Linked DNA regions of Homo sapiens: all the other regions are linked to region 2. The links are chromatin contacts, found by Hi-C or POLR2A ChIA-PET in ENCODE. All regions are on one chromosome and are shown on one strand. Each heading gives the region's core, a stretch centred on a gene start or an enhancer-like site at or near the end of the contact. The rest is flanking DNA. Distances are from core to core; before and after follow the strand shown.

Region 1 (2,700 bases), core at 62-2,561, 79 kb after region 2:
TCAAAGTGTCTAGCCCTATGGGTCCCTCCATGGAGGGAGGGGCTGAGAAGGGCCGCCGCGGTGGGGACGGCTCTCACCCGCAGGAATGCCCCCGTCGGGATCGCCCGTGCCCTCTTCCAGGAAAGGCAGTCTGCCAAGGAACCACTTCGAAGGTGCTGAGGCCAAAAAGCCTCGGTGCTCACAGAGACGGCGTCAGTTGTCCCTTGTCACTTGGGCTCCTCAGGCAGCCACTCCAGAGGCGAGAGGGGCATCCAGGTCTCCAACAGAGCCAGCACGTCGCCCGGAAGGAGCTGTAGGGAGAGACGGAACAGCGCAGCCCTCAAGCACTGGTGGCCTTGTGCGGGTGTCCGCGCTCGTGGGCTCCACTCTCAGGGGGCCCCTAGCGAGGGGAGACCCAGTCCTCTGCGTGGCCTTTCCCTGCCTTCGCTTCTTGGAGCCCTGGGCATACTATGGTGGCCAGGTGGCCAGGCTGCCGGCGGGGAGCAGCAGGGTGCCTGGTCCTCACCTTGGCGGGCGGTGGGGCTGTGCGCGGGGGCACGGACGAAGGGGGCGCGGGGAAGGGGACACTAACCGGGGACGGTGGGCTTGGCTCCATCGCCTGCCCTTCAGGGCACGCCGCCTCGGCGAACAGCGCAGGCGGGTCGCGCGGCTCGGGTGCAGCTCGGGCTCCGGGGCAGGCAGGCGGGGATCCCCAGGACGCCCCGGCGCGGACGGCGGATACCAGGCCCAGCCCGCGCCCCTGCCCCTGCCCCTCAGCCTGCGTCCGTGTCTGCATCTGCGCGGGGCAGTCGTCGGGGCACAGCGGGCAGCCCCGAGGGGACCCCGCGTCACCGCGCTGCCGGCACCGGCGCTGGAGACTCTCCTCGCTGAGGCCTAGCACGGCCGACAGGTGGCCGATATAGCGGATAGCCAGGCGCAGCGTCTCGATCTTGGTCAGGCTCTGGCCCGCGGGCGCCACGGACGGCGGTAGAAAGCGGCGCAGCTCGTGCAGGGCGCGGGCCAGCGTGCGCATGCGCAGTTTCTCCCGCTCACTGGCGCTCTGCCTCTGCCCGCTGCCCAGGCGGCTGCTGCGCGCGCCGCGCCTACCTACGGAGGGGGCGCGGGGGTCCCGGAGGGTGCCTGGCCGCGCGGGGCTCGCCACGGGGCTGTCGGCTGGGGTGCTGCCCCATGAGTCTGGGGACGAGACGAGGGAGCGGCCGCAGTCCTTGTCGGAGGGCGGCGGCCGCCGAGTTGGGCCCCAGGCCGCAGAGAGCATCCAGGACTCGGAGAGCGGCGGGCACAGGGGCTGGGCCATGGCAGCGGCGGCGCGTCTGGGGGCCGGCGGCCGGCGGCCGCTTTATGCCGAGCCCGAGGTGTGAAGTGGCCCCTTCCAGGCCGCATCAGCACATCAAAGTGGGCTCGGGGCTTGGAGGGGGCGGAGCCTGACCCTTTGAATCCACGGCGGGGGGCCAAGGTGCCAGCCCCTTGACTGCGCCTGTTTCGCCCCACCTGGGCCCTCGCTTGGGCGCCCGACCCAGCCTCTCGGCCTTCCCGCCTGCGCCCAGTGTTGGGTGAAGCCCGGGGCGTTGGGCCAGCCCTGCAGGTTAAAGGAAGCGGGGTCAGAAAAACGAAATCTAGATCCTAGGTTTGGGGCCTGCCTTCACCTGTTGGGGACCTTATGCAAATTCTTAGTTCTTTTGCACCTTAGCTTCCAATTTGTATAATGAGAGCCTCAGGGCATGCGCCAATTGGACAGTGGAGTAGAGTAAGGACCAGGAGCAGGGACCCTCATTCCCTCTAAAGGTGGAGAAAACAGTAAACCACTTCTCCTTTGAGGCAGGATGGCCCTGGGTAGACCCTTCCCTGGTAAGAACATGTGGACAGTGCAAGGAAGCTTGCACCCCGGCAAATTCAATAAGCTGCCGAGTCTGGTCAGGATGCTGGACCTTCTGAGCAGAGGGAGGGGGTTAAGCCTGCTCCAACCCCAGGCCACCTCTAGCCTGGCAAGGTCTGGAGCTTGGCCTGTTGCCACAGCTGTCACCACTGGCCTTTACCTGATGTTCTGCCGCTATTGGACAGGTATAACAGGTTTTCCCAATGAAATGTGAGTGGAAATGACGCAGCAAAGGCATTTGACAAAATCCAACACCCTTCGTGATGAAAATTCTCAGCAAACTAAGAATAGAGAGGAATTTCATCAACCTGATGAAAGGCTCCTACAAAGAACCTACAGGTAGCCTCATACTGAGTAGTGAAAGACTGAAATCTTCCCCCCACCCCCCGATTGCAGGAACAAAGCGAGGGTGTCTCTCTTACCACTCCTATTCAACATTGTACCAGATGGAGGATCTAGGCTATGCAATTAGGAAACAAAAGACATACAGGTCAGAAAGGAAGAAATAAAACTCTTTTCGCAGGTTATGGCAGCTCTGGGCCCTGCTGCGCATGAGCCTGACCAATTTAAAGCGGAATCCTGGCTCCAGGAAACCCATGAGACGACCAAAAGGTCGGAGAAGAGGTAGAAAATGCGGCAGAGGCCATAAAAGAGAAAGGCAGAGAGGAAACTGGCTCTGCTGGGCTTTGGGGATGGCCAGACTCTATTTTACATCGGAATCCCAAAATACAGATTTAATGAAGGACTTAGCTTCAGACACCAGTATCAACCTTTAAGTATCAATAGACTGTAATATGTTACTGATTTGGGTCGTGTTGATCCTACTC
Region 2 (2,700 bases), core at 59-2,558:
GTGTGACTCATGATCTTAGGCAGCTGTAGTTGCCAAGTGGTCCAGGGCAGACTATGGAACCTCAGATCCCAGGGTGCGGTATCGGGAGGCAGTGGGACCCGCCTCAAGCTCCTGTTTGGGTTTGCCTCTGGGCTCGTGCCTGCTGGTCCCAGAAACCCCACCTCCGTTTAGCTTCACAGGGAGAAGAGGAGCCTGTTGTGTGGCCTTGGGAGCAGGCACTCTCCGCCAGCCTTGGAGGGTGCTCACCATGGGACACAGACTTCCAGTCACGGCATCAGCAGCCCCTGCCCTCTCCTCCCTGAGAGGCGGTGACGACAGAGTGCAGGGAGGCTTCGAGAGGTGGGAAGGGCTCACCTTTTCAGGGGGGTACTGGAGGGCGGGGATCTTTTCCTCCAGGTGGTCCAAGCCTCGGCAGGCCAGCTCATTGGCAGCTGTGACTGGAAGGAAAGGGCCAAGTTTGGGTGAGCCCTGCCCCTCCCCATGAGAATCTAGCAGTGGCTTCTGTGCCAAGGAAGTGACTTGGAGCCCTCAAATCCCAAGGCCTGCTGCCTCCCCAGCATCTCTGGGCCCCAGGCCCTTTGCCCTCTTTCGCCCTTGTCTGCAGGGACTCCTCAAGACCCGGGCCAGTTTCTTCTGTCTGTGTGGGAACTCTGGAGTCGCTCAGACCTGCACTCAAAAGGCCAAGTGACCACATCTAAGAAGCCTGTGGCCTCAGCTAGTCACAGCCTGTCTGAGCCTCTGCTTCCTACCTTGTAAAAGGTGAATTAATGGTGCCTGCCTGGCAGGATTTTTGTGAAGAAGAATGATGGGAGCTATATGAATCACCAACAAGTACCGTTCTTTCCCTCCTTCTCTTCCTTCCTGACCTGCAAGGGGGCTCTGAGTGAGCATGAGGAGGGAGAAGAGAGGTGTGAGAGGGAAGCAGATGGCAGTGAGGCCTTGGGGCTGGGCCTGCTTAGCTATCAACATGACAAACTCCCAGCACAGCCAGTGCAGGCCCCAGGCCGTCCATGCTCTTCTTTTTAACCACTAGGTGTTGAGATGGTCAACTGTCCGAAGAGGGTCACAGGGAAGGGAAAAGAGTTGCCCCCGGAGAGTGGGCATGCATCAGAGATGCACCTGCTTCAAGGGGATCCCGCCTGGATTGGCCGGGACATCGGCTCTGCAGCCATGGCCAATGGGGGCCACAGCTTTCAAGGAGAGTTCTTCATACTCTTTCATATATTCTTTTGCCAGATACCTTATTTTTCTTCACAAAATTCTCAAGCAGCAGAGAGCCCAGATGACTTGGCTGTCTTCCAGTTGGGCAGAATGAGACTCAAGGAAACTATTTAAGGAGATTGTAGCCAGGGACAGGGCCTGGGCCTACTTCACATCGGTCCTCTCCTGTTTGCTGTGTGGAGTCCTCAGCTACCCATAATTCTGTAATTAGGATGGTGGAAGGTACCAGACTTTTTGGCATTGCTGCGATTTCCCTCAGCCCTGTGTATGCCTTGGAGACCACATTTTCAGATGGGGCAGAACAATTTGAGTGGTGCACATCTGGTAAGGCCAGTAGGAGAGCCATCTTCTGCCTCTAGGGCCCTGGCTGGAGGCTCTCTGCCACCCCCACCCGTCATGAGCCGCTACCATCAGCTGCTGGGCTCAGCCAGCTTTCCCCTCCCTCCGTGCCCTCCGGCCCTGCCAGGCCCCCTAGTGCCGGCTGCCTCTGCCTCTGCCAGACTCTGCTGGTTCTTGCTGCTGCTGCTGCCTGTGCTGCGACAGTGAGTGTCTGGTCTGCCATGGGCCCTACCCTCACCACTGCCTGCACAGCTCTGCCTTCCCTTCCCCTGCAGATTCTCTGGCCATCATTGTTATCCTAGGAAAATGCCAGCTGGGCCATAGATAGGCATCTATAGAAGAAAAGAGATCTGTATGTATACCTTTATAGCCATAGATAAGAAGACCATGCAATGGGATGTGGGCAGTTAAGCAGACAGACAAGCAAGTTATCAGACAGTCAGACAGACTGAGAGGCGGACAGACAGACTGGAAGGTAGGCAGTGAACAAGCAGGCAGCTGCTGAGCGCCGCAAGGACTCACACTGGGTGGACAGCCTGCGGACCACCGGCTCCATGCTCCAGGCAGCCAAGCTACTGGCGCTCTGCACGCCCTTCTCATAGGCATTGCACACAGAGGCCACCAGGGGGTGGGCTTCCTTAGTGCTGGTGTAGGTCTTCTGGAAGCATTCGCAGGTGCCACTCACCACCGGCAGCTGCAGGACCCGCTGCAGCACATTCTCCTGCTCCTGGTGCGGAAGGAACACATTCAAGTTGTCCCACCTCCCTCTCCAGCCTCCCGGGAAGCTGACCCCGGGGTCATGGGGACCAATGGTGCAACTAGCCTGAGTCCAAGCGACCTGGGAGGAACCAAGGCCAAAGAGGTCTCTAGATGCCCCAATCATGGGAGCGTGGGAGAGCCCATGGGGAAAACAAGAGTCAGCCGGCCATGTCCTCCTGGTCACCATCCGGGGTGCTGGAGAGCTGCCAAGGCAATCTCTGTTCTCCAGGGACCAAGTCAGATCCCATCACTCCCACCCCCACCTCAGCTCACTCCCCTGATACCTACTGGTAGAGAGCAAGTGTTGTTAATGTCTAGAGTTTTAGTCCACCTTTGATTGGTGGCTTCTCCAAACATTTTTCTGGTCTTTCTGGGGTACTG
Region 3 (2,700 bases), core at 96-2,595, 100 kb after region 2:
GGAGGCAGAGGTTGCGGTGAGCTGAGATGGTGCCACTGCACTCCAGCCTGGACGATAGACCAAGTCTGTTTCAAAAACAAAAAAAAGAGAATAAATAAATAAATATGAATTAAATGAATAAAGTCCATTAGTGCCTTGAAATCTAAGTACTTTCCTTTTATTTTATTTATTTATTTATTTATTTACTTATTTATTTATTTTTGAGACGGAGTCTCGCACTCGCCCAGGCTGGAGTGCAGTGGCACGATCTCAGCTCACTGCAACCTCCGCCTCCCGGGTTCAAGCGATTCTCCTGCCTCAGCCTCCCGAGTAGCTGGGATTACAGGTGCCTGCCACCACACTCGGCTGGTTTTTGTATTTTTAGTAGAGACAGGGTTTCAGCATGTTGGCCAGGCTGGTCTCGAACTTATGACCTCAGGTGATCCATCCACCTCGGCCTCCCAAAGTGCTGGGATTACAGGCATCAGCCACCATGCCTGGCCAGTACCTTCTTTATAAAACGATCATGGCAAACCTTCAGCTCACTTGCCAGGGCCTAAGTGCTTTACAGGGATCGCTGTACTTAGTCCAGGAACCATCCTAGGCATAGGTATTTTGTATCACTATTGGTACCGATGAGGGAATCTGAGGCTCAGAGGAGCTAAATAACTTAACCAAGGTCACAGCCAATAAAGAGGCCGGCTTGGGGACCCATTTTCGCCGGTTTTCATCACCTAGGGTACCCAACTCCTCTTCCCCAACCTAATCTATTCCATTTCTCAAGAGTAGATACAGACCATGGGCAGTGAGATGCCTTTCTTGGTGTGTCACTCAACAAATCAGAAACTGTGGATTTTGGGGACCCCAGAAGGGCCCACCTGCACTTCTTCCTCAGCCACCATGGGCAGGGCCCTCCGGGCTTGTCTTGATGCCTTATTTAATACAACAGTAGGCACAGCGTCCTGGGCACAGACCTCCGGGAGGTTAGTGATGAGAGAGGCACCCACTCCTCACGGGGTCCCTGAGGCACCCACAGACCATGGCACTACCCGCCTCTGTTGGGCTCCCGGGCACTCACCGTGAGCAGTGGACGGGGCAGGGGCGTGGGTGGGAGCGTGGTGAGAAGCTTAGCAGCTCCATCCAGATGCGAATTGTCCCTCCCATACTTCCCGGGCTGCAGGGGCCTCCATTTAGAGCCCCCAAGGAGTCAGAATCCACACCTCCGCAAATGGGCCCGCTTTCCCAGGGGCCCCCTGCCCAGACTTTCCCTGGGCTCTGTGGGTTTTGACACCTCTCTGCAACCTGGCGGGGGGCCACCTCGCACCTTTGGTCAACATAAAAGCTCAGGCCTGGAGGTGGCCAACCCAGCCTCCCAGAGCCTGCAGCCCGGCCATGGCCCAGTCGCCTCCTCCGCAGAGCCTCCTCGGCCACGACCACTGGATCTTCGCCCAGGGCTGGGGCTGGGCCGGCCACTGGGACTCCACGTCCCCGGCCTCCTCCTCCGATTCGTCGGGTTCGTGCCCCTGCGACGGCGCCCGCGGACTCCCGCAGCCACAGCCTCCGAGCTGCAGCTCCCGAGCCGCAGAGGCAGCCGCGACGACGCCCAGACGAGCGCGCACCGGACCAGCGGGCGGACAGCGGCAGAGCGCCAGCGAGCGGGAGAAACTGCGCATGCGCACGCTGGCCCGCGCCCTGCACGAGTTGCGCCGCTTTCTGCCTCCCTCCTTGGCGCCGGCCGGCCAGAGCCTGACCAAGATCGAGACGCTGCGCCTGGCCATCCGCTACATCGGCCACCTATCGGCCGTGCTGGGTCTCAGCGAGGAGAGTCTGCAGTGCCGGCGCAGGCAGCGCGGGGACGCGGGGTCCCCTTGGGGCTGCCCGCTGTGCCCCGACCGTGGCCCCGCAGAGGCGCAGACGCAGGCGGAGGGGCAGGGGCAAGGGCAGGGGCAGGGGCAGGGGCAAGGGCAGGGGCAAGGACAGGGGCAAGGACAGGGGCAAGGGCAGGGGCGCAGGCCGGGCCTGGTCTCCGCCGTCCTCGCCGAGGCGTCCTGGGGATCCCCGTCCGCCTGCCCCGGAGCCCAAGCCGCACCCGAGCGCCTGGGGAGGGGGGTCCACGACACGGATCCCTGGGCAACACCCCCTTACTGCCCCAAGATACAGTCGCCCCCGTATTCGTCCCAAGGGACAACCTCCGACGCGTCTCTTTGGACGCCACCCCAAGGCTGTCCCTGGACGCAGTCGTCCCCAGAGCCCCGGAACCCACCAGTGCCCTGGACGGCGGCCCCAGCAACTTTGGAGCTGGCCGCAGTGTACCAGGTATGTGTGGAGGCCCTTGCTGTGTTCCCCAGCCTCCAGTCTGCAGAGAATCTCGTACTTTTTCGATCCCAGCTTATCTACTCCAGGATTATCTAACGGAGGGGAGAATGGAAGGAACCCCCGGCTCCGTGGGAGAAGAGATGGGACCCTGGGAAGTTAAGGCCATCTCCACAGTCACCACAAGCAGTCTTCACAGCCATGGGAAAGAGGGGGAGCCCGCCGACTTTCTCAGAGGGTGGAAAGTAGCAGGGTGGGCGTGCTGGCTTCAAGTGCTATTAAGACTGCAGTGGGGGAAGGAAGTCCCAGGGTAAGGGCAGCATTTCCTGAGTAGATGGGCCTAGAGCTGGTGATTTCAAGTTTTCTTCAAGATTCGTTCATTCATGAGGCTCATGAATGACTCATCGT

What was found. Hi-C counts contacts between places; a loop is a spot of excess contacts on that map. ChIA-PET counts read pairs that join two places held with the same protein, here RNA polymerase II (POLR2A). Pooled maps may share reads with other maps.
Region 1: a pooled map shows a loop between it and region 2 (4-fold over the local background). The contact joins the promoter of MESP1 here to the enhancer-like site in region 2. A Hi-C loop is called at or near these places in 2 of 37 single-sample maps with no recorded cell type and 2 of 50 pooled maps. POLR2A ChIA-PET finds 5 or more read pairs at or near these places in 3 of 52 experiments (AG04449, H1 and OCI-LY7).
Region 3: a map of endothelial cell of hepatic sinusoid shows a loop between it and region 2 (6-fold over the local background). The contact joins the promoter of MESP2 here to the enhancer-like site in region 2. A Hi-C loop is called at or near these places in 1 of 168 maps with a recorded cell type or tissue (endothelial cell of hepatic sinusoid). POLR2A ChIA-PET finds 5 or more read pairs at or near these places in 2 of 52 experiments (OCI-LY7 and WTC11).

The regions. Positions count from the first base shown.
Region 1 is chr15:89,749,938-89,752,637 of GRCh38, forward strand. It overlaps MESP1 (mesoderm posterior bHLH transcription factor 1), which reads right to left and starts at 1,312. Exons shown (of 2, transcript NM_018670.4): 1 at 572-1,312; 2 at 1-290. The coding sequence starts at 1,294. The coding sequence ends at 207. It also overlaps the pseudogene MRPL15P1. RefSeq lists silencers at 583-872, 933-1,362.
Region 2 is chr15:89,671,128-89,673,827 of GRCh38, forward strand. PLIN1 (perilipin 1) reads right to left here. Exons shown (of 9, transcript NM_002666.5): 3 at 2,083-2,287; 4 at 355-437. Among named protein-coding and RNA genes, the nearest start is that of PLIN1, 6.9 kb to the right of the region's middle. RefSeq lists silencers at 1,185-1,449, 1,991-2,285. Within about 2 kb of position 1,309, at least 3 of the 41 ENCODE cell types and tissues checked have a DNase peak (open chromatin) inside an H3K27ac peak, as active enhancers do.
Region 3 is chr15:89,774,987-89,777,686 of GRCh38, forward strand. It overlaps MESP2 (mesoderm posterior bHLH transcription factor 2), which reads left to right and starts at 1,346. Exons shown (of 2, transcript NM_001039958.2): 1 at 1,346-2,295. The coding sequence starts at 1,372. It overlaps LOC124903550 (a long non-coding RNA gene), which reads right to left and starts at 1,623. Exons shown (of 2, transcript XR_007064751.1): 1 at 1,304-1,623; 2 at 1-65. RefSeq lists a silencer at 1,610-1,769.